6 separate regions of the Mus musculus genome follow, and regions 1, 2, 3, 5 and 6 are each linked to region 4. A link is a loop called in an ENCODE intact Hi-C map of the cell type or tissue named here. Cell type or tissue: heart. All regions are shown on one strand. Region 1 holds the start of Slc38a2 (solute carrier family 38, member 2). Region 2 has its middle 13 kb from the start of Gm22045. Region 3 has its middle 51 kb from the start of Slc38a2. Region 4 has its middle 99 kb from the start of Gm32677. Region 5 has its middle 34 kb from the start of Gm32457. Region 6 has its middle 5.9 kb from the start of Gm22045.

Region 1 (4,000 bases), 240 kb after region 4:
AGGACAACAGCAATAACCCAGTGGAGGTCTCAGTGGGAAAACTCTTGTGTTAGAATTTTTTTAAAAAGATTTATTTTTAGGTGTATTGGAGTTTTGCCTGTGTGTACGTCTGTGCACCGGGTGTGTGCTGTGGCCACGGCCACAGAAGACAGAAGACGGCTTTCGATTCACCCCCCACCCCCCAGATGGAGTTAAATATGGCAGTGTTAGAGTTCCAGTGTATAAATCGCTACACAAACCAGGCCGCTTTAGAAGGACGTGCCATTAATAGAGTAAGTGTGTCTGGGATAGAGTTGTGTCTCCCTGTTCACCAGGTTAGGGCACAGTAGTGAGCTGCCATGTTGCTGCTGAGAACTGAACCTGAGGCCTCTGGAAGAGCAGCCAGCGCTCTTACCCACTGAGTCATCTCTCCAGGCCTAGTAACGCGCATTTTCGATTCACTACTGGGAAGAATCAAAGTGGTGATAGAAAAATCACCTTTTTGCTTTGCATTGTTATTGTCACGTACTATTCAGTTTCTGACCATCCGGAAATTCAGATAAAGATTACAAGCCTCCAAATCTATTCCTCTCCCCTCCCCTCTCCCTTTCCCTCCCCTCTCCCCTCTCCCTCTCCTCTCCCTCTCCCTCCCCTCTCCCTCCCTCTCCCCTCTCCCTCTCCCTCTCCCTCTCCCTCTCCCTCTCCCTCTCCCTCTCCCTCTCCCTCTCCCTCTCCCTCTCCCTCTCCCTCTCCCTCTCCCTCTCCCTCTCCCTCCTCTCCTCTCCTCTCCCTTCCCCTCAGTCCTTCTCTCCCTCCCCACCTCTCTCCTTAACTATCCTGCAGTATGAACCATGGAAAAAGTCCAAAGGACAATAGGTCTAATTGTATTCCAAATTGCAGCCATAACCAATAACCTACAGAACTTCCTGAATACCTCTAACAGGGCAAGAGATTTACCTAGAATGAAAAAGTGGTTTAAGATCTTTTGAGTTTTATCAGTTGAAACCTGATAGAAAGGAATTTCCCAGGATTCCTGAGTCCACCACCAAGCGTTTCCTGACAGGAGTTTATCCGATGTTACTAGGGTGTGCAGTTGGGAGGGGGGCGGGGTAAGGTAATCAAGACTTTTTTAGCTACGATTATATGTCAGATTCCTAACCTCCCCTCTGAGGAGAGTTCGGTCTCCATGGGGAGACTGTCGATACAAGACTACAAACAAATTCGAACAATCTGAGGACTGTGCAAGACAGCACAGGTTTATGAAGTCCGGACACCACATGGTTTAGAAAACAGAACTGCAAAAGTAGGACTGAGGAGGGGAGCATTAATTATAGGCAAGCCGAAAAAAGGCGTTCCTGGCTCCTTAGGTCTAGAGTGACCACCGCCCTTGAGAGGGGCGAGGGGACGTGCAGCATTCATTCTAAGGCTATTGTTTAAGTATGGCTGACCGGACCAGAGGTTTAGGATGAAGAACACAGTGTGTAAAGGGGAAATAGGGTCCTGCCCTGTCAATCATGAACACTGACACGGGCTGAAGGTACCCCAAGACTTTCGTGCCACGGAAATAGGCAGTGTTGCAGATTTCCTCAGGAAAACATTGAAGGCAAAAAAGTGTGATCACACCCAACCCTTTCCTCTATGCCCAGCCCAATCTCTCCCACGTCCCCCAAAGGAAGAGAGCACCAGGTCAAACTCGTTTGTTTATTCTTTCATTCAACCAGCATTTCGCTCTCCTCGGGGGTCTTTGTTCAACCGAAAGGGAAGGGCCCTCGCCATTCCGGCAGCACCGAATATTCTCGTCTAGGGGTCCCCCTGAGCCGCCCGGCTCTGCAAGACCAAAAGCACCACCGAGGGATCTGGGCTGTAGAGAAAGCTCCAGGCCTACATTCCAACGAGGGCGCTCTCGCTGGAAGCCCGGGGAGACGCTAGCACCAGGGGTGGGGTGGTAGCAGGAGGGAAAGTGTCCACCAAGAGGGAACAGGGCGCCCCTGGGCGGCCTCGGAAGAACCCAGCCCGAGGTTCTTTTATTAAAGGTGTGTCTGGCTTGCTGGTCAAACGCAAACCCTCCCTAGTACGCTGTGGCACGTGCAACCCAAAAGTCTATGCCGACACGCAACTGCGAGCCGCCTCTCATTCACCACCAGGCTAGCACTGGAGAGTGAAAGCACATCTAGGTGGAAAGATCGAGAACACAAACCGGCCCTCTGGGCAGCGTGGCAGCGCCCGCCCAAGTTCTGCGGGAGAAAAAAAAAAAAAAAAACCCTTCACGTAAATCAAATCTTAAGTCACGGGCTGGGAATGGTTATGGGGGGGGGGGCTGGGAGGGTAGGGTACTGCACACTCGCCGGCTGCGTCCCCGAAACGCAGCGTTGGAGACCGGGCTGGGAGGGAATCTAAGGGATCCGGCTCCGTAATTACAGCAGCCGCGGGTGGCGGCCACCCACGGGGCTGCAGTGCCCCGAGCCGCGGGGAAGCGGGGTGCGGCTGGCCCCCCGATTCGGGGTGCGGGGCAACCGGGAGGGAGGCGGAGCCCAGGTGCTGTTGATACACAAAGGCGAACGCCCGCGCCCCGCCCACTGACGCGGCGCCCCGCCGCTATAACTCGCGCTCGGGAAGCTGCTCCACACCGCGCCACGCCGTCGCCCGCGCCGCTACCCCTCAATCTCCGCCGGAGGATCGTGATCGCCATTCCCCGCTCTTTTTTTTCATTTTTCTTTAATAATTAAAGAGGAAAAAAAAATCCACCTCTTCTGCCTGTTGTTGGATTACGGGGAAATTTTAAAAATTTTTTATTAAAAAAAATAAAAGAAAAGGACTCCGTCACTGTTACATTTTTTCCCTCGTTTTACAATTCTGGTGTGTGACCGAGACAGCCCACGGGAGACGCTGCCGTGAGGTGGGCCAGCTCGCAGGGAGAGCACCGAGGTGAGGCGGGGGAGGGGCGGCGGCGGGGACGCGGGCGGCGCCGGCGGCGGGAGCGGGGGCTTGCGGCCACCCGGCCACAGCCTCCCGTTAGGGGGAAGGGGGAATCGCGCACGGGCCGCTCGGCTGCTTGCAATCGGGTCTTGTGCCTCGAAAATAATCGTCCGGTCCGGGCGTGGGGCAAGGCGAACCGCGCGAGGGCTTGACAATCAATCGCCCCTCGGTATTGCATCAGTTCCTCCCGGGGTAGAGGAGGGGCGGGTGACCGGGTACCCGGGGCAGTCCCCGGCTTGCCGGAGGCTAGGCTCGGCGTGCGCCCTGTAAACAAGCCCCGGCTGGGGCAGGGGGACCGGGCTCAGCGCCGGGGCGGCTGGAGGGGCGCCTCGGCGGGCGCATCTTTGTTCTCGCGGCCCCGCCGTCGGTACTTTTCCGCCCCTCGCCGCGCCCCCGCCCCTCGCTCGCCTGGTACTTTTCCACTCGCCTGGCGGGGGATGAATCAGCCGCGCTGCGCCGCTCGGCGGCGTCACGTGGTACGGGGGGGGGGCGGGCGGGCGCGCGCCGCAGTCCTGACGCGCCGCCTTCTACCTTCGCAGGCAGCCTCGAGGGCCAGTGCGCCGCCAAGGACAAAAGGAAGCCCGCGCCGCGAGCGAGCCGCACACCGTCCGTCCCTCCCGAGCAGCATGAAGAAGACCGAAATGGGAAGGTTCAACATCTCCCCGGATGAGGACAGCAGCAGTTACAGCTCCAACAGTGACTTCAACTACTCATACCCCACCAAGCAGGCTGCTCTGAAAAGGTGGGAAAAAGAAATGTGCTTTGCAAATTAAAAAAAAAAAGCCAGCTTGCACACACGGGTGCCTCGGGGCTGGAGGGATTGCTCATCGGTTACAGGCTAACGCGCACACCCAGGAACCAGAAGGCTCACCCGAAGCCTCGGTCTCCCCTGGCTCACAGCCCCGGAGAGAGTAGCCTGCTAAATTACCCGGTTGTTACTGCATGACAGATGGTATTACCTTCGAGAACACCTAGTTCATGCATTAACTTAAGCAGAACTGAAGGGCTTTACATGATGTAAACTATAGTTTTCGTATCTTTCAGT
Region 2 (4,000 bases), 250 kb after region 4:
CAGGTCTGAGAGATGTCCCAAATTTGCAGTGCCATTACAAAATGGCTAAGGGCTTATGCAGAGCTAAGGTTTTAATAGGCATCCACTGGACATCTACTGTGTGCAGTTGACGTCGAAGTAGTGGTGGGGTTCTGTCATGTTGGTTCTGATGTTGGTTTTGATCTAGTGCTTTGTTAGGCTACAGTTTAAGCATTTAGGATTGGTAATGCATGGGGGGGGGGGGGAAGTCCACAGAGTGTCCAGTGGCACTAACCAGTGAGCCAGCCATTTCTAAGTGATTCCTCAAAGCCCTTTGAGACATTGAATCAGACATCCTCATACCTGGAGAGATGACTTGGAAGAAAAGCGATGATAACCTGCAAGTTGGCATAAGCAAGATGTGGTAGGTAGAACATTGGGTCCCTGGGAGGGTTATGCAGATGTGTACGTCAGTGGCCTTGCCAATATCCAAACTAACCTGTTCTCGAGTCCAATGACAAGCATGAGATGTTGACTATAGAGCCAAGCAGTCAGATTCTTGGCCCTCAACTTGAGTTTCTCCAGATGAACAAGTTGGCCAGTACAGGGTCAGGGTCCATCATCACCTCTTCAAATAGAGGTGGCAGGGCACGGAGACCAAAAGCACAACTGCCAGGAGCAGGCCCTGTGGTGTGAATACTTTTCAGAGAAAGGGTGTTGTGATGGCTATTCCCAGTTGTCAATTTGACTGTATCCAAAATTAACTACAATCCGGAAGCAGACAGTACACCTGTGATCAGACCTTGAGGCCGGAATTCAGGCTTTTGATTCAGATCTTGAAGCTTAGTGGCCATGAAAAGCTTAGGCCCTAAGCAAGGTGGTATGCATGTTCCATCTCTGGAGACAGAGGCAGGCAGATCTCTGAGTTCAAAACCAGCCTGGTGGTGCCATTACAAAGAAAGTTCTAAGTAAAGGACAGCTTTACTTAAAACTTTAAAGGTCCAGGCATGGTGATGCACACATTGAGAACTGGGCTGCATCTTCTTCTGGAGGCCTTCATAAGGACAGTGGGGGAGGGACAGTCTGCCTTCATCTGCCAGCACTTCTGTTGGAATTGACATCTTCAGGACTCCAGCTTCCACAGAAGACCAGCCGAAACACTTATGCTTGTGGGACTGAGCCCCTGCTAGATTCTTGGACTTCCCATTCACAACGGTCCATCCACTGTTGAGTTACTGGGACTAGAGACTGTAAGTCATCTTAATACAGAGAGACATTCTGCGACTCTAGAGAACCCTGACTAACACAGCTGGGATTATGATGATGGGCGAGAAACTAACAACCTGTGTTCCTCTTTTTTTTTAAACTTTACTGAGGGTCTGTGGAAGCCCTTTCAGTCCCCAGCTGTGTGGGTGGCCCCTAGCAAGAAGAACATCACCCGGTAAATGTCTTGATGAAACAGTCCCTTGACAGCAGCAAGCTGTCCTTTGTATTTCCCTTTTCTGCAGACAGTCGCACAGGACACCTGCTGGCTTTTGTGACTGACCTATCATCACCACTGCACCACCTGCAGCCACCTCCATTTTCCCATAAACCCTACACTTCCCATTTCATGATTTTATCCACATTTCAACCTCGAACTCCCCGGAATGGTTAAACGAATCGGAACCCCCTTATTCAGTCTTACAGTTGAAATGAGCCTCAATTTTTTTTAGCAAGAATTTCCTAAACCAGAAAAAGAAAAAAAAAAAAAAGAATTTACTAAACCCTTGCAAGATAAATACAGCACATGCCGTAAAATTAGAGAGCAATTTTTTAAAAATGTAATTACAGCTGGAGGCTTTCTTGTCTAACTCGTGATCAGCTTCAGGGTGGTGGAGGCTATCTTTGACCTCTACCACTTAAGCACTTTGTTCAAATCTTCGTCAACCTTGTCCCTCAATAACTGGGAAGAACGAGTTAACCCAGGGAGGCTGCTAAGAGCCCTGGCGATTCCTAGGACTGTTGCCACTGGAAGGTTTTTATGTCAACCTTGAGGATGTTGTTATAGTCACCCTGCAGTAACAGATATCTGCCATGCTGCTCTATCAGGCGGCTTTTCATGAACAGCAGGTTTAATGATGTGCACCTGGCTTCATTGTTGGGGGGGTGGGGGGGTGGGGTCTTGGTTTTGCTGTTACATAGTAGCGAGTTGCTCTGTCAGCAGCCCCTCCCCCACTGAGCCTTGTGACTCCTTCGAGAGGCTTCCCACTTGGATCCCACGTAGTCAAGTGAAACCGGAAAAGAGCTCCCCTGTGTGGTCTCCTACAAGAAATGTCTGTGCGGGGCTCCCAGAATCCTCTGTTATGTGTCTTTTCCTGTTGGTTCTACTCTGCACTTTGTTGTAGTAAGTCTTGGCAGTCGGTTACCTGCTTTCACTTCTTGGGATTCAACTTCAGCAAATGCCACAAATACTTTCTGCTTGTTCCCCCGCCCCCCCCCACCGCCCCAACATTGGCTCTTGCCATCTCTAGGAAGAAGCAATTTTGGAGAACCAGAACCTCTCTCTGTTAACTGGGGCTTCAACGAGTCCCGTCTGACATCATTTCCTCCCATGGTCCTCAAGCTGGGCTGTGAACTGGGGGAGTCTGTCTGTCCTTCCATACCATAAACAGACTGTTGCCTCTCCACACCCAGGAGGCTTCCACACTGCCTTCAGAGCTGCCTAAGCTCAGGAAATAAAAACTTTGACTTGGTCCCCAGAACTTACCTTCTAAGAGAGGACAGAGCACTGGCCAAAGTGCTTCCTTCCGAATTTTGCTCGTGTGTGTGTGTGTGTGTGTGTGTGTGTGTGTGTGTGTGGTGTCTCTCACACTCATTCTTCCAAAGTTCTTTCTCTGGCTGTTTTTTCTAACGCCATAGAGTGCTTCCTTATCATGAAAGGAGTTCTGGTAAGTTCAATTTTTCTAGCTGAGTCATTTGAACATGTCTGAAGTAGAGCCCAAATCTTTTTTTTTTTAATTTTAAGATTTATTTATTTAATTTATATGAGTACACTGTGGCTCTCCTCAGACCCACAAGAAGAAGGCATCATCGGATCCCATTACAGATGGTTGTGAGCCGCCATGTGGTTGCTGGGAATTGAATTCGGGAATCTCTTAAGTGCTCTTAACCACTGAGCCATCTCTTCAACCCCCAAGCCCAATCTTTTATAGAGGTTAAAGGAGACGTGATATGCTGAAGTCTAATGTCTGACCTCAGGCCCCCCCATCCCCCACACCACACACACAACATCCTTCCATAGTGAGTATAAAGGGCTGCCTTCACCAGCAACCCTACAGAAGCATAGTACATTCCCAGCTCCAAATTCCTTTAGAGCAAGCCCTCAAGATGGTTAGAATCCTAAGTGTGGATCTACTGGGTCCCCTTATTGCAAGATGTATCCTTAGCTCCTATCTGTAACTCAGCACCACCCAATAGCTTTCAGATTACCCCAAAGCTCCCTGGGAAATTGGGTCTCCCTTTGGGCAAGCTGGCTGTTCAGTAGATATAAAATTTCTTCCTGGTGTCTCTATGGCAGAACAGGTATATATGTGTGTGTGTGTGTGTGTATAGTATACACACACACACACACACACACACACATATACTTTCAAGACTATATTTTGACATTACTGAATCTTTAGCAAAATCTCACACCAATATATATTTTTAATTAATTAAACTATAATACATCAGTTTCCCCTTACCTTTTATCCCTCCAACCAACTCCTTCAACGGTCCCCTTGATCCCCTCTAACCGATGCCCTCTTTAGTTGATATTGTTATATATATGGATAAATATGTAAAGGCATCCTGCTTAGTTCCCTTAGTGGTTTTTGTATATAATGATGTCGGGAATGTCTACATGGAGTTGGAGAGCTAATTTGGAGGCTCGTCCTTGGAGAAGGCCAGTTCTCCCTCTCTAAGTAGCCATTAGTTGTCCTTAACCAACAGATTTTAAGTACTCACCTATTTATTTTAAATATATATGTGTGTGTGTGCCTGAGTGTGAGTGTCTGCA
Region 3 (4,000 bases), 190 kb after region 4:
TCTTGTTAAATTTTTTCCCCTTTTTGTTTTGTGAGACGGAGTGGTTTGAGTGGGTGTCTCACGATGTAGCCCAGGTTAGCCCCAAACCCACCATGGCCTAGCCTCAGCTCTCTAACTGCTGGGATGGCAGGCCTGCACCAGCACTCCCAGACTTAAATTTTTCATTCCGCATCCGTACTTTGCAAAGAACATGGTTGCGTTTCTAAAATTTAACTGTGCGTCCATATCTACCTGGAACAGCCAGCATACACTGTGATAATAAGTGACGCACTTAGTAACGTGTGTAAGATATCAAAATGAAGACACCATATATGAGATCACAGTTGTCTCTAGAGAAAGGTAACAGAACAGGCTCTTGTAGAGAGAGGATCACCAGGCGGGAACCTGCAGACATCCCGTCTCATTCTAGTTGATTTGTTTGAGGGGGCCTTTTCTTTTCTTTTCTTTTCTTTTCTTTTCTTTTCTTTTCTTTTCTTTTCTCTTCTGTTCTTTTCTTTTCTTTTCTTTCCTTTTCTTCTTTTCTTTTCTTTTCTTCCTCCTCTTCTTCTTCCTCTTCCTCTTCTTCCTCTTCCTCTTCTTCTTCTTCTTCTTCTTCTTCTTCTTCTTCTTCTTCTTCTTCTTCTTCTTCTTCTTCTTCTTCTTCCTCTTCTTCTTCTTCCTCTTCTTCTTCCTCTTCTTCTTCTTCTTCTTCTTCTTCTTCTTCTTCTTCTTCTTCTTCTTCTTCTTCTTCTTCTTCTCCTCTTCCTCCTCCTCCTCCTCCTCCCTCTCCTTCTTCTCCTCCCCCTCCTTCTCCTTCTCTCTCTGTCTCTCCCATCTCTCTCCCTTTCTCTCTCTCTCTCTTCATTTTGTTTTGGTTTTCAGTTATTGTTTTGGAGGCATTTTGGGTTTTTTGTCTCCTGAGAATAAATCCTGAGCCCTGGAAGCCCTAGAGACTTATTCTACCCATTAGGTATTCTCCCAGCCATCCCCTCTTGCTCCTCCCTGCCCCCTTCGTTGTTTTCTATATGAAGGGTAGATAATGCAAAAACCACAAAAGCCAATTGCATCCGCAGAGAGGTGACCTGGATTGAACAGAAGGGGACTTTGATATTAAGGGAATAGCACTCGGTGTCTCTGCTCTCACAGCCTTAGGAGGTGAACAGCCTCCCAGGTTTACAGATGGGGAAATAGATGCTAAGAAATCTGTCCAAGGTCAGGCAGGACTAAGACTGCTGAGCCAGATGGGGAAGCCGGGGCAAGGACATTCAGATATCAAGCCCTTTCCTGCATCCAGAGCCCAGCTTGATTAACCAGCAGATCCTGTCACCATCAGCAGAATTCAGTCTCCTCTGCTGAAGAAGCTGCCATTGTCCTTAGAACAACGCTGCTCCCCAGAGGACTGGGCCACCGCCCTGTCCATTAGTGCTGCACTTGTGAGAATTATTTCATGATAAGAGCACACCAGTCCCCTTTCCCTGGGGTTATAAATAAGCTCTTGACCTCAGTGGTTTCTCCTTTGTGTGTTGGCTTCTGCTCCCTGTGTCTTCTTCACTCAGCATTCAAGATGAAGGACAGGGGACACGTGGGTCTTGTGGTGGGGGATAAGAAAGGTACAACCTTTGCACGGCCTTTGAAGAACTGGCCCAGAACTTCTCCTCAGACCCAGCTCAAATGGCTTCCTCTTGCTCCGATAGCCAAAGTGAGTTACGTGACCAATGTGTGACCAAGCCTGTCATTAGCAGTGTCCCTCCACACAGGGCACTATCTATAGATAGCACAGCGACAGGCCGTGCTACAGGGATGATGGCATGAAAACGGTATGCCACAGGTGACACACGCTCTGCTTTTTCTCATTGGCAGGTGGGGTTTCTCTCCCGTTGCCAGCAAACATACTAATAATAACTTGCCTTTTGCCACTGATGTACTATTCCTTTTAGGGGCGCAGGCTGCAGAAGGAGGTTGTATTTATCACCCCCCAAAACTTCCCAGAAACTGCCCATCTGTGTGGGAAAAGCAAAAAATAAACAACCATCCCCATGACCCTTTCTGATGTCCTTGGTCCCCCCAAAGACTACCAGGACCACACCAAGACGATTTAAATACATTCTCTTGGACTGTAATTAGGTTATAACAATGTTTCAAAAGAAACAAATAGCATTGGTGCCCAGGCTGGCTTCCCACTGTGGTAGCTACACTTTAAAAAAAATGATTTATTTATACCTGGGCAGTGGTGGCGCACACCTTTAATCCCAGCACTTGGGAGGCAGAGGCAGGTGGATTTCTGAGTTCGAGGCCAGTCTGTTCTACAGAGTGAGTTCCAGGACAGCCAGGGCTACACAGAGAAACCCTGTCTCAAAAAACAACAACAAAAAAGATTTATTTATTTATTTATTTATTTATTTATTTATTTATTTATTTAATGTATATGAGTACACTGTAGCTGTACAGATGGCTGTAAGTCTTCATGTGGTTGTTGGGAATTGAATTTTTAGGACCTCTGCTCGCTCTGGTCAACTCTGCTCTCTCAGTCCCTGCTTGCTCTGGTCCAAAGATTTATTTATCGCAAGATTTATTTATTTAACCTCAAGTTTTATAAGTGTATATAAGTACACTGTAGCTGGCTTCAGACACACCAGAAGATGGCGTCAGATCTCATTACAGATGGTTGTAAGCCACCACGTGATTGCTAGAATTTGAACTCAGGACCTTCAGAAGAGCAGTCAGTGCTCTTACCCACTGGGCCATCTTGCTAGCATCCAAAACCTCTTTTAAAAAAAAAAAAAAAGATTTTTAAAATTAATTTATTTTTTACACTCCATATTCCATTCCCCACACCCCACCCTGGGGGACTGCACTTTTAAGTAGAAGGATCTTCGGTTTGAAGTGCCCATATTAGCTGTGATATTTTAAAAGTCTTCATAATCTTTGAGTGAATGAACATCTTCAGTTACTGGGCCCCACAAACTACATGGCCAGCCTAACTAGGAATAGATTATTCCTCTCTGGAACACTTCCCCTGACACCTCTAGTGATGCCGGGCACCTCTCTGTTGTGCCCTCATTTGACCTCGTGACTCTGACCATGGACACCTCCAGGCTGGAATTTATCTCTATACTCTCTTCCTCTAGTTCATAGGTTCCTTGAAAGCAGAAGAAAAGAGTAGGTTATCGCTGTATTTCCTGTAGCAGATCAGTAAATGATTATCTAGTGCTGGGCAGGACCTTCATAAAGTTTCCAGACCTGTAACATTGTTTTTTAACGTTGCAGAAGACAAACTGCTAAACCAGGCGTAGTACAAGCGCCTATAATCCCAGAGTTTGGAGGGGGAGGCAGGAGGATCAAGAGTTCACAGTCAGTCCTGAGCTTATGGGAACCTGTTGAGAGAGAGACAGAGACAAATAGAAAGACAGACTGACTGACTGATAGAGACAGAGAATACCAGCCAAAGCTCAACTACACTAAAGTGTTCTTCCCAGAGCCCTGTGGCAGATGTTACCCAGTAAACAGACTGGGTGGTGACTGGTGGAGCAAAGTCCTCTTCACACACCTTCAGACCACTGTGGCTGTCCCCAGAGGGGCACGGGTAGGAGCTGCAATCTCAGGTCACTGGATCTGTCCCCAGGCTCACAGCTCTCCTCTCATGGAGTATAGAAAACCGTACCCTAGCCGTTCCTTGATTTTAATACTTGAAGGTTCCATGCTCTGCCAGAAGCACAGGAGAGACAAACACAAATTAGCGTGTTCCAAAAGAGAAACCAGAAATTTACACATCATGCATTATTCAGATCCCACACGGGCATTAATGCCTCTATTTTCAACTAATCACGTCGTTCTGATGCACAGCGAGTAGTAAATACAGAATAAATTCCAACACGCCATAAAAGGACCTGCAGCTCCGTGTGCTCTTATCTCTGAATGAAAATAAACCAGGAGTTTGTGGCACATGCTCTGAGAAGAATGCCGGGCAGCTAACCAGAAACAAACGGGGAGGAATTACTACAGTGTCAGCACTGCTCAGATG
Region 4 (4,000 bases):
CCCAGGGACTGGACCACCAGCCAAGGAGTACCCATGGCCGCATATGTGGCACAGGATGGCCTTGATGAACATCAGTGAGAGGAGAGGCCCTTGGACCTGAGGGTGTTTTATGTCCCAATGTAGGTGAATGCCAGGGCAGGAAGACTGGAGTAGGTGGGCAGGTGGGTGGGGGAGCACCCTCATAGAGGCAGGGGGAGCAGGGATGGAATAAGGGGTTCCCAAAGGGGAGACCTGGAAAGGGCAAAATATTTGAAATGTAAATAAAGAAATATCCAATAAAAAAAAAAAGAAAGAAAAAAGCCATAGCTTTACCAAGCTCCCCAAGACTTGTTTTTGATCTTGGGCTGCCCTTTGGGGGTGAGGGACTGATGGGCTCTACCTTAAAGAGATCCAGTTTCTGGGCCAAACTTGACTCATTTGCCATCTTTTAACCCATAAACCAGATGCTATCCATCCCCTCTCTGTTCAGGTTCCTCAAAACTGACCGTGCCCATCTGCCCCTGCCCCTTCCCCCACCCCACGCTGCTCTCAGATCTGTCCCTGCTGCTTGCTCTGCAGCTACAGCTTCTGACCTCCCTCACCTTTAGGCCTCAGTCAACCCCAGGACCTTATCTGCTCTCTCCCCAGATAACCAGTTCTGCCTCCTCCTTCTCTCACCCAAATATTACCTTTGCTTAGCATCCTGTCCAGAGGGTGCTCCAGTCTCCAGCCCTCAGTCTTTGCTGCCTCATGTTTTCCTAACATGACATGAGCTCATCTGACTCGCACTGACTCGCACTAATCCTCTTTCCTCCAGAGTCTGGGAAAACAGTGGCTGTGTCCTTTTTACTGTAACCCCGACATGGGCAGTGAGCACCCCCTAAAAAGAACACAGCAAATATTTGATGAATAGATCCGAGAATAACCTTGGACAAGACATACATTTACTTTAAAAAAAAAAATCTGTCAAATGCCAGAAAAATCTTCACTCTCTTCTAGTGCCCTAATGTTCAGTAATGTGTATGTTCTCTAAGACACTATTTCTGATCTCTCTATAGATGATGATGATAGATAGGTGATAGATAGATGAATAGATAAATAGATAGATAGATGTTAGATGATACATAGAGAGATGATAGATGATAGATAAAAAGTTTGTCAAGGAAGAAACTGCATATTATAAGTTAATATATTATATTTATATGATTATATACTAGTGTATGTATATATGTATATTATCACTTGTATAGCAAACGTGCTAACAGACAAAACCCCATTATCACCCATTCTGACTGCATTCCTTCAGTGATGTCACCGCAAATATCTAAACACCAGTCTCCTGTTGGGAAAGAGACCAAATGTTCTCATTGCCTACATGGGGTCCCCCACTGCACCCCCAGTTCTACAGCTATGAACCATGACTGCTGCCAGAGACTCCAGCAAGTCTCCAGAGCTTGAAGCACGTGAAGACCAGCTCATTCCTTTGATGTTACATCATTCACAGCTCGGCTAACTGAAAGACGTGACGATGCATGTGTTTCCTTTCATCTGCAGATAACTGGCCCAAAGAAGGCTCCAAGGATGCTGGACCCACAGACTGCTCAGCTGACCCAGCCGTTGGTGCACTGAGTCAACATCTCCTCCATTTGGTCCCACTGCCTGTTCTTCTTATAGCACACTGGATATTCCTAAGTATTTACCTCGCAGGAGTATTCAATTGTATCTGCAAACCTATTTTAAACATGGAAAAAGACTAGGGATTAGCCAGAATTAGAAACTTGACCAAGGCAATCTTCTGTCTCTATACCATCACTGTATTTCTAGGGCCAAGAGCATAGCTGCAGTTCAAACAGCCTCAGAGAGGATAGCGGGATGGTGGCATTAGAATCTGAGGGCAGACCCATCCAGTATTCTCTTCACTCTACCCTGTGGCTTCTCAGCACCCAGATTCAGAAAGCCAGAGGCAACCATGTTAAGGGATAGGAAAATGCCTATCATCTCTCTCTCTCTCTCTCTCTCTCTCTCTCTCTCTCAAATTTGTGAGATTTACTTTATGTATATGAGTACACCATTGCTTTCTTCAGACACACCAGAAGAGGGCATCAGATTCTATTACAGATGGTTGTGAGCCACCACGTGGTTGCTGGGAATTGAACTCAGGACCTCTGAAGAGCAGTCAATGTTCTTAACCACTGAGCCATCTCTCCAGCCCACACTTTGGCTACAGCAAGGCTCCAGGAACTTCAGCTTTCTGGCCTACACGATCGTGTGATTGCTCGCTGACACGGAAGGATGTTCAGAGAACCTAATGCCTGTCATGTCAGAATTTGTCTATGTTATAAAATACTTACAAAACAGCTTAATCTATTTCCTGTAACCAACTCGATGTTTAATAAGATGAGTTGCCACTAGGGGGCACTGAACTAGCACAGACCGGAGAGGAATACAGCAGCAAGGGAGCTGGAGGCTTCCCCCTGCTGGACGAAGAGTGGCACTGCCTTTGCTGTCCAGCTGCTTTCTCTGCTCTGCGGGAGCGGCTGTGGGAAGCGCACCCTCAAAGGGTCACCAAGCAGTACAGGCCTGGGGAGGAGACCGGCTCTCACAATACGGGTGGGGCGGGCGTCTCGGCATCGTCTGAGCAGCCACAGGAAGGTAACGGTCTTCCTCTGCATCTCCAAGTGATGTCACATTCTGGGCTTGGTCGGATACGAGATACTCCGTGTGTCCACTTTCCTGACACGGAAACGTAAGCTGCGTTCCTCTATAGAAAGCTGTAAGCTGTTTCTGGGTGTTGTCTGCCAGGTGAAGGCTTTTCACCTCTCCCTTTCCTGACCCTGCTGGTAGAAAGATGAGCTCTCTCAGGGGCCCTAGTGAGGTCACTCCTGTATTTTTCCTTAACACAACACAGAAGCAGCCCTCTGTTTCAGATTACAAAAGTCTTGCACAGCAAATCTAAGAGCCTGTTACAAAACATTTAAGTCAATAAAGGTTGCATCCCCAGAGGCTGGTCTTGATTAGTGGGTCTTCGTCACTTATTATGCAAACCAAGGCATTCTGAACACAAAATTGGTTCACTAATAATATTTAAGACAGACACCAACATCAACCAAGTTCGGGATCACTTGTCCGACCCTGTGTTTAGAAACTGCCGAGACGTCTACTGTCTTAACATTTTGCTTGGGGGTGGGGGGGGGGCTTCTTTATCATGAACCTGTTCAACCTTACTGTACAACCTTGTGTACACAAGCAGAAGTGTCCTGGTTCCCAGAGCTAGTTTATCTGCCTCTGATCAGATAGTTCAGTTCGTCCTCTTTCTGTCTCTCTCCATCCCTCCCTCCTTCTCACCCCCCATCTCTCTCTCTCTCTCTCACACACACCTATCTCTAAGCTCTTTTCTATGAGAAGTGACATCTCTGGAAGTTATATTTCAAAGGGCTTTCCCAGGCTGGAGAGAGGGTTTTGTGGTTGGTAATGGGTACTGCTTTCAGGACTGACCTGGGTCTAGTTTCCAGCTTACAGCTACTTATAAATCCAGTCCCAGGAAGATCTGCACACATACATGCCAATTCCCACACCACATGCGCATATATACACACAGATACACATATACCACACATATACACACAATGTCCTTTTCTAAGCAATGGCTATGATCTGTTTCAGTACACTGAAAATTGTCATGTGATTATTCAGTCAACATACCCTCATGAAAATGAAACTTTCCCTCTGCATGTCTGAGGCAAGCATAGAGAGTACAACTCAGCAGTGGAGAAACAGTGCCCTGTGTCAGGTGTGCAGGAAGCCACACAGGCACAGGTGTGCAGGAAGCCACACAGGTACAGGTGTGCAAGAAGCCACACAGGTACAGGTGTGCAGGAAGCCACACAGACACAGGTGTGCAGGAAGCCACAGAGGCACAGGTGTGCAGGAAGCCACAGAGGCACAGGTGTGCAGGAAGCCACAGAGGCACAGGTGTGCAGGAAGCCACACAGGCACAGGTGTGCAGGAAGCCACAGAGGCA
Region 5 (4,000 bases), 390 kb after region 4:
TAGGAGAGCAGGAAACTTTAAACACAGATCTCAGCTTTGAGGATAGAAGGGTTCTGCCATCCTTTTCGAAGGGCATGCTGGGATGCTGTCCCTTGAGACTTGCTACTTATCTTTTTTTTTTTTTTTTTTTTCTTTTTTCGAGATAGGGTTTCTCTGTATAGTCCTGACTGTCCTGGAACTCACTTTGTAGACCAGGCTGGCCTCGAACTCAGAAATCCTCCTGCCTCTGCCTCTGCTGGGATTAAAGGCGAACGCCACCACGCCCGGCTGCTACTTACCTTTATTAGTGTTTAGTGTATGTTCTTGAAGTGTTCTGTGGAACTGATTTTCTCTGTTGGGGTGATAGTTTTCACATTAATCTAAGCTAGTTCTCATTAACTATTTACTAGAGAGTTTAGGAAGAGAGGGCCATCTTGCTTGGTGCATGAAGAGATGACCAAATGTCTACAGAAGACACTTTGCCACAAGCCCTTGCTGCAGTTTCCTCCAAACAGCCTGTCCTTAAACCACTACAGGAAATGAGAATGGAGAGAGAGAGAGACAGAGCTTGCTTCCCCACCAAAGAGACACAGAGCGTACCGATCCGACCCCGGCCTGCCCCGGGCCTCCCTTTTGGAGCACAGTCCCCAGGTAAAGGGGACAGAAGTAGAGCTTTGTTCTTAGGTTAAGAGAGCAATAGGACACAGCAGTGCGTCTGGACCACCAGCATCGCACAGGGCGTCTGGAGCCATCTTCAGAATCTCTTCTTTTGGAGAGACTCAGTGGACGTCTCTCAGTGAGCTCAGTGCTCCGGTGTCCTGGGCGGTGGAGAGCAGAGCGGTATGCGAGTGTGTGTCTGCAGGCACGTGTGTGTAGGAGTCCCCACAAGACCTTGTCTTGGGGACAGTGTATGTGGCAGGGATTGTGGTTCAGATTTGACTCACACTGAGTAGGAGGCCTTTATCATTTTAAAAGCAAAGTGAGCTTGGGCTTCCTGCGTTTTCTGACTCAGCGTCCTCATCTATGGATAAGGAATGAAGCAGCTGGTCTCCCCATGGAGCAGTTGAAGGGAATAAAGGGGGCTGGATTGTCTGTTGTGAATTGCCTAGTCCAGTGCGTGTGTCACACAGTAGGTCCACAGTGAAGGTCACCCTGTTACTACCACAATGACTTCAAGTGTGGGCCCAGAGCCCTTGTTTCTTCTGAGCTAACGGGAAAAGGTAACGAGAGAACGCTACCCAGCAAATACTAAGCCACTGTTTAGAACAGATTGCTGTTTTGTTTTGTTTTTTTTTTTTAAAGGCTGGGTAAAAGCTCAAATCCCATTGTCCTTAGAGTTCAAAGGCAGCCCAAGCTCTTGTGCGTTCTGTCCCAGGAGGCCAAGGCTCAGCTGCCCCAGAGAATCCGTGACAACGCCATTGTATGAAAGGCAGGCACGCTGCGTGTTTTAAAGAAGAGTTACTTTCACACAGGCAACTGCTTTCGACGGATGCCAAGAACAGTAAAAGCTGGGTTCTGACGGGTGAAGCGTGCCCTCAGCAAGGGCTCTTGGCAGAGGACCGGCAGTGTTGCGCCATGACATCAGAAGCTGTTGGGCTGTGTGAGCAATGCCAGAGAGCAAAAGATCCAGTGAAAACGAGGGCTATTTGAAGTTTTCCAGGCCTGAACAAGTGTGGGGAAAAAATCCCCTATGCCGAGGACAGCTGGTTTCCTTAGCACCCAGCACGAGGACCAGATCTAACCTTCTTTCCATATTAATCCATTGCCTGTATGAATTTGCAGATTCTGGGGGGGGGGTGTAATTTGAGAGGTACTACTTGGCTCACAAACGGCCCCTCACCCATAACAAGAAACTATGTATATTGTAATTGCTTCACTATGATGTAAACGGCAAGCCCCAGCGTGTCAGCCTTGTTCTGGATGGCGTTGGATGCTTGAGCAGTTTTGCCTTGTTGCCTTATTTTATTTTATTTTATTTTTTTTAAAATTGTTTTTGGCATCTGTCCAGCAGTACTTAGCCACAGTCTCCTGCCCCCAGCTCGCAGGCCCTGAACCCATTTAGCCTGTTAACCAAGCCTGTTGAGTAATCAGGGCAGGAACATAGAAACCTTACTCACCTTCCTGAAACCTTTCCCTAATTGGGCAATCAATTTGTGTCCTTCCAGTCCCGACAAGAGAGGTACACGCTCTTGGCTTTCCAGGAGCATGGGATTAAGATAGCAGTTCATTTATCTGGGTTCTGGCAGCTTTCTTACACACACACACACACACACACACACACACACACACACACAAATCCTCACATCCTTCCTCAGGCCTTACTTTTCTTGATTCTTGAGTAAGTAAAAGTGTAAAAACATCATCTAAAAACCACCCATGTACATTAAAAAAAATCCCACCAAGCCGGGCGTGGTGGCGCATGCCTTTAATCCCAGCACTCGGGAGGCAGAGGCAGGCGGATTTCTGAGTTTGAGGCCAGCCTGGTCTACAAAGTGAGTTCCAGGACAGCCAGGGCTATAAAGAGAAACCCTGTCTTGAAAAACCAAAAAAAAAAAAAAAAATCCCACCAACAAAAAAGCCCTTCTCAAACTTAAGAGAGGTGCCATTTCAAATCTATAAATAGGTCTAAAATTAAAAAAAAAAATAGCAGGCCCCGATAAGGGGGAATGGATGCCTCCAACGTTGCTGGTAGGAGCACAAAATGTATAGCAAGTTTAGAACACATCTCAAATGACTGAGCATGGGCTCCCTACGAGACCCAGCAGTGCCCCATCTCTGTATGTCAGAGAAACAAAAACACGTGCACGAATGTCTCCAGCAATGCTATTCACACCCGAGTGGACACACTCCCAATGCCCATCCAATGGGTTGCTACATGGCCATAATAGAAAGGAAGTGTTGACTCTCTAGAGTGGATGAACCCTGAAATCACCACAGCCTTCACTCATGCCAAGTGGAAAAAGACAGTCAAAAGGCCACAGACAATACGGAACCATTTACACAGCATGTCTAGAACTGGCCAGCTTGCAGAGACGGCAGGCTAGGCTGATGGCTGCTAAAATCTGAGAAGGTGAGTGGTATTGACTGCTTTCTGGGTCGAAGCTTCCTTCTGGGGTGATGAAAGGGTTTAAAGATGGCTACGCTCAGCTGAGAGCGCAATGGAGGAGTTTTGCCCTTCCTGTTCCAAGCTTTTCAACGCCAGCGATTTACAGCTAGGTGCTCAGGCAAAGACTTACAGCTGTCAGTCGGGAACTTAGGTGGTGGCACCGGTCTTTAAACCTTCCACCCGGAAGGCAAGGCTGGAGGATCTCTGAGTTCGAGGCCAGCCTGGTCTACAAATCGAGTCCAGGACAGGCAGGGCTACACAGAGAAACCCTGTCTCGGTAAACAAAGCAAAACCAAACGAAACGATTCAGGCCAATGCTAATACGTAAAGGCAGAGTAAACCAGGGGCTCTTCCAACCATCCAATGTATTCCTTTAGGGTGGAGCAAGTGGTGCTAGCTATGATCAGGACTCTCTCTGATCAGGCATTTTCCTACCTGGTTACATACAACAGTTCTCCGTCAAAAGCTTTTCCTCACTAGTACGACACCTTCTGACTGAATCAAAACAGTACACCTGGATTTCTTATGTGAGTGTTCGGCGTTTGTTAGAGACATGTGCATACTTACTTCCGTCCACTTTCGCAGTTCAGGCACGATCCTATTAGGTGCTAGAATCTGCACAGCTTGGATGTGGAGGGGAAGCCCACCTCTGCAGCTGTGCGGAGGGAATCACCCAAGCGGGGGTGGGAGCAGGGGGGTTATGACAATCAGCTCTGTTGGGACGGATCACATGTCCTGTGAGAATTCCCTCACCCGTGCTCCTGCATGCAAGCCAAGCAAACTCATTGTGGTAGCCCGAGCTAGATTTGGAGGGATTTGCTACTTTGGCCTGAAGTTGGTGCCCTATAAGGATGGATAGATATTTGATCACATCTTCCCAGGAAAATTCACACAATGTGGTACGTGCTTCTACTA
Region 6 (4,000 bases), 270 kb after region 4:
TCCCAGCAACCACATGATGGCTCACGTTAGAGCTCAGAGTCAGCAAAGCTACCTGCAAATTTCTGCCCAAGCCTGGCTTCAAATGATTCTTCCATGAGGCCGGCTGTCTGAACCAGGAGACAGCTTCCTGGTGCTTCCTAGTCTCATCTCTCCTCTCCAGAACCTTCTTCCTAAAGGCTGGTGGTGCTGTGTTACAGAGAATTCTGGTTCCCATGACCACAGATCATCTGGGAGGAGCAATCCAAAGGAAGACGGTTGGGAGGGGTTAGGGAGGGGGTGGAAGAGGCTAACCCGCTGGCCCCCATGTTGTAAGTGGTGCCCCAGAAGAGCTTCCTCACCTCCCTGGCTATCACCTCAGCCATTCCTGGTCCACCAAAGCCATCACTCTGCTGCCCACTGAGCACCCCCTGCTCTAGGTCATCTCCTCACTCTCAGTAGGCTGGGCACACCTGCTCTTCCAAGGAGCTCTTGTAGGAAAAGGCTGCCACAGATGAGTCCTGCCCCACACCATCAAGGGCTTCTACTCCACTAGCGGCATCTTAATAATCCAGGAAAATGCTGGCTTCTTCCACTCTTGAACCTCTCACTAGATTACATCTCTAATCAAAGAGAAATTTTCTTCAAACTTCCTTTCTTTTTCTTTTTATGAGAGACTCTCTCTTTTACCGTTAAACCTTTTTGCAGATTGGAGAATCTGGTTTTTCTACTTCTTTATATATTTTTTTCGATTAAAATAACATTACATCACTTTCTCCCCTTCCTTTGCCTTCCTCTAACCCCCTCCTATGTCCCTCCCACTCTCAAATCGCTAGCTTCTTTTCTCTTTCTCTTTATTATTGTTACACACATGCACATATGTGTATATGTATACATAAATATATAGAAATAACCTGTTGTGTCCGTTTATGTTGTTTGCCAGTGATGTTCACTCTGTACTAGACAACCAATTAGGGCACTCTTCCCTGAGAGGCTAATTCTGTCTTTCTCAGCCTTTCTTGTTCCTGTAATTCTCCGCTAGGGGGCACCCTGTGAAACGTCCCTGTCCAGGTCCATCGATAATGCCGCTGTTCTGGTTTTGTTTGTACAATCCTTCTAGGTGAGACTGTTTCACAGCCGACTATGGAGTTCTGGCTCATACATTCTTCTTCGATGTTTCCTTTGCCATAGATGCAGGAGCTGCAATGTAGATTTTCTGTTGGGGCTACTTTGTATCCAGTTGCAGTTTTCTGGGATACTCTCCATTTGCTGTGAGGAGAGGCTTTACTGATGAGGGCTGATGGTTACATTGTATCTGTGGTATAATGATAGGATTTACGATGTTTTAAGGAATTATGTACCTCTGTCTAGCAAAATGGCAATAGTAGGGGTTTTTTCCCCTAATGTCCATGACCTTACTAGCTCTGGGAAACTGGCTAGGTTTTCAGTATCACATGATTTGCTTCCCGTTAAGAAGGCATTAAGTTCAGTTAGACAGCTCTTGGTTACCACCGACATTTAAGCGCCACGATGGTGCCTTTACAGGTGTCTCATTCTGCCGTTCATTGTGTGGTTCATAGAGGTTGCAGCTGGTAGGACTATTCATTTCTTTCCACCCTTAGCAATTTGCACAGTGTTTTCTGGTACCAAGGAAAACTAGAACTCAGGAAGGAAGTTTTCAGGTTGGATTCATCTCAAATGTAAGACCCTTTTACATGACTAATTATTGAGTGCATTCCAACTGAATTCTTGGATCTCCACAAGTCAGAAAATACATTCGGCATCTTCCAAGAACTCTCCACTTTCTATTGTATAAGAAACCAGTCTGCTTAGATCATGTAGATGACCTCTAGGGGGCAGTGCTTCCTAACCCCACGTAACAACCCTTGGGGCTTTGCTCTGTAAGTAGCAAAGACAGGCTTCCCCTAAATGGTGTGTAGAGTTACTGTTTTAAGTTAACATACAAAGTAACGAGCTTCATAGTGACTTTGTAACACATTATCCATTGTGTCCTTAGTTCCCTTCCTCCCCCCCCAATACTTTCCTATTCTTTCCTATCATTTGTATTTTATTACTGTCATGTTTCTCCTTCCTTTCTTCCCATGATCCCATTTAGTTTAATAATGCACACACATAAATGAATACACTCACTTATATACATACATGTGCATATATATTATAAAAAATTCAGGTCCTACATACAAGAGACATTATGTTGTATTTGTCTGAGTCTGCTTGTTTCCTGGAATGTAATGTTTTACAGTTGCATCTGATGTCTTGCAAATTTCATGACTTTAGTTTTCTTCACAGTTGTATAACATTCCTTTGTATAGATGAAAAAGAAACTGTGTCCATTTTCATATATATATGAAATACATATATATACATTTACATATATATTTACATATATTTTAATTATTTAAATTATTATTAGATATACATATATATTTGAATTATTGTTGTTGTTGTTGTTTATTCACTTTACATCCCACTCCCTGCCCCCTCCTGGTCACCTCCTCCCACAATCCTTCCTCCCTCCTGCCTTCTCCTCTGAGCAGATGGAGGCCCCCCTGGGTATCTCTCACCCTGGCACAACAAGTCTCTTATGAGAATAGGCGCATCTTCTCCTGCTGAGGCCAGACAAGGCAGCCCAGCTAGTAGAACATATCCCACGTACAGGCAACAGCTTTTGGGATAGCCCTCACTCCAGTTTTTCAGAACCAGCATGAAGGCCAAGCTACATATGAGCAGGGAGGCCTAGGACCAGCCTGTGTATGTTCTTTGGTTGGTGGTTCAGTCTACCACCTTATCTACCTGTGGAGTTCTTGACCCTGTGAAACTCATGACCCCTTAAGGACTGCAATCCTCTTGCCTGTTTTTCCATAAGAGTCCCCAAGCTCTACCCACTGTTTGAGTCACATCTTCTTTATCCATCTACTGATGGCTCTATTTCCTGGCTGTTATGAACGGTGCTCTAGTAAATATGAATGCACAAGTATCTCTGCAGTATCTTAATTTAGAGTTCCTGAGGTAGACGCTCTGGAGTGGTCTAGATACATCATATGGTAGTTGTAGCTTTAGATTTTTTTCCCTTAAATTTTTTTAAAAGATTTTTTCCTTTTAAAAAAAAGATTTATTTATTTATTTTAGTTATATGAGTGCAGTATAGCTGTCCTCAGACACACCAGAAGAAGCCATCAAATCCCTTTACAGTGTTGTGAGCCACCATGTGGTTGCTGGGAATTGAACTCAGGACCTCTGGAAGAGCAGTCAGTGCTCTTAACCGCTGATCCATCTCTCCAGTCCAATACTAATTTTCTTAATGGCCAGTGTTCAACACTTTTTTCAATAAATTCTGGCCCATTCATAGGTCTTTTGCTAACTTCACATTCAATGCATAGCCCATTTGTTCATTAGATGTTTGTGTATGTGTGTGTTTTAAGTTCTTTATCTATCTAAATACTAATCTCCTATCTGACATAGAGTTCACAATTTTTTTCTCCATTCTATAGGCTGTCTCTCACAATATCCCCATGAAGGAGAGACCACCCCTATCTCTCTTAAAGCACTCTCCCTTTATGCTTATATTATCCAAACTTTTGTCACTGTGACAAAATACCTGATATGGACAACTTACTTATAAGGAAGAAAGGTTTGTCTTGGCGGCTCGTGATTTGGGGTTCACGCAGTCCATGGTTGCTTGGCTCTGTTGCTTTGGACCAAGTCACAATGTCATTATAGGAAGTACACCATGGGTCAAGTATCTGTGACAGCCAGGAATGAGAGAAAGGGGAGGAATGAGGGAAAAGGAAGAAAAGGGATGGAAAGTGTCTGAAGTCTCCTTCCAGGACACTCCTCCAGTGAGCTGACCTCCTTCCTATGGATGCCATTTTCTTAAGGTTCCACCATATCACATCAGGCCACAGGCTGGCCAACCAGCCTTCGGCATATGACTTTGGAGCATATCGAAGCTTCAGACGGCAATGAGGCCATGATGTCTCCCGCTTCTCCAGGCTGACTTTCC

Evidence for each region. Peaks named below come from ENCODE experiments on the same cell type or tissue, not always from the same donor. Only the 100,000 strongest peaks of a DNase experiment are listed, where the experiment ranks them.
Region 1: a loop joins it to region 4, with 3 times the contacts of the local background. A loop is called at or near these places in 20 of 42 quality-filtered maps.
Region 2: it touches region 4 in a loop (4-fold over the local background); 12 of 42 quality-filtered maps call a loop at or near these places.
Region 3: a loop joins it to region 4, with 3.0 times the contacts of the local background. A loop is called at or near these places in 2 of 42 quality-filtered maps.
Region 5: it touches region 4 in a loop (2.8-fold over the local background); 21 of 42 quality-filtered maps call a loop at or near these places.
Region 6: it touches region 4 in a loop (6-fold over the local background); 4 of 42 quality-filtered maps call a loop at or near these places.

The regions. Positions count from the first base shown.
Region 1 is chr15:96,698,312-96,702,311 of GRCm38, reverse strand. It overlaps Slc38a2 (solute carrier family 38, member 2), which reads left to right and starts at 2,584. Exons shown (of 16, transcript NM_175121.4): 1 at 2,584-2,904; 2 at 3,495-3,697. The coding sequence starts at 3,582. In heart, a CTCF peak has its summit at 1,964; DNase peaks (open chromatin) are centred at 2,021, 2,561, 3,291 and 3,401; H3K4me3 peaks cover 2,896 bases; H3K27ac peaks cover 2,876 bases.
Region 2 is chr15:96,682,881-96,686,880 of GRCm38, reverse strand. No RefSeq gene overlaps it. Among named protein-coding and RNA genes, the nearest start is that of Gm22045, 13 kb to the right of the region's middle. In heart, a CTCF peak has its summit at 2,254; a DNase peak (open chromatin) is centred at 2,220; H3K4me3 peaks cover 448 bases.
Region 3 is chr15:96,749,204-96,753,203 of GRCm38, reverse strand. No RefSeq gene overlaps it. Among named protein-coding and RNA genes, the nearest start is that of Slc38a2, 51 kb to the right of the region's middle. In heart, no CTCF peak of the experiment used is centred here; DNase peaks (open chromatin) are centred at 1,413, 1,773 and 3,933; H3K27ac peaks cover 2,836 bases.
Region 4 is chr15:96,935,368-96,939,367 of GRCm38, reverse strand. No RefSeq gene overlaps it. Among named protein-coding and RNA genes, the nearest start is that of Gm32677, 99 kb to the right of the region's middle. In heart, no CTCF peak of the experiment used is centred here; a DNase peak (open chromatin) is centred at 2,477; H3K4me3 peaks cover 482 bases; H3K27ac peaks cover 941 bases.
Region 5 is chr15:96,545,512-96,549,511 of GRCm38, reverse strand. No RefSeq gene overlaps it. Among named protein-coding and RNA genes, the nearest start is that of Gm32457, 34 kb to the left of the region's middle. In heart, no CTCF peak of the experiment used is centred here; no DNase peak of the experiment used is centred here; H3K27me3 peaks cover 383 bases.
Region 6 is chr15:96,663,917-96,667,916 of GRCm38, reverse strand. No RefSeq gene overlaps it. Among named protein-coding and RNA genes, the nearest start is that of Gm22045, 5.9 kb to the left of the region's middle. In heart, CTCF peaks have their summits at 1,008 (motif pointing right) and 1,819 (motif pointing right); no DNase peak of the experiment used is centred here; H3K4me3 peaks cover 358 bases.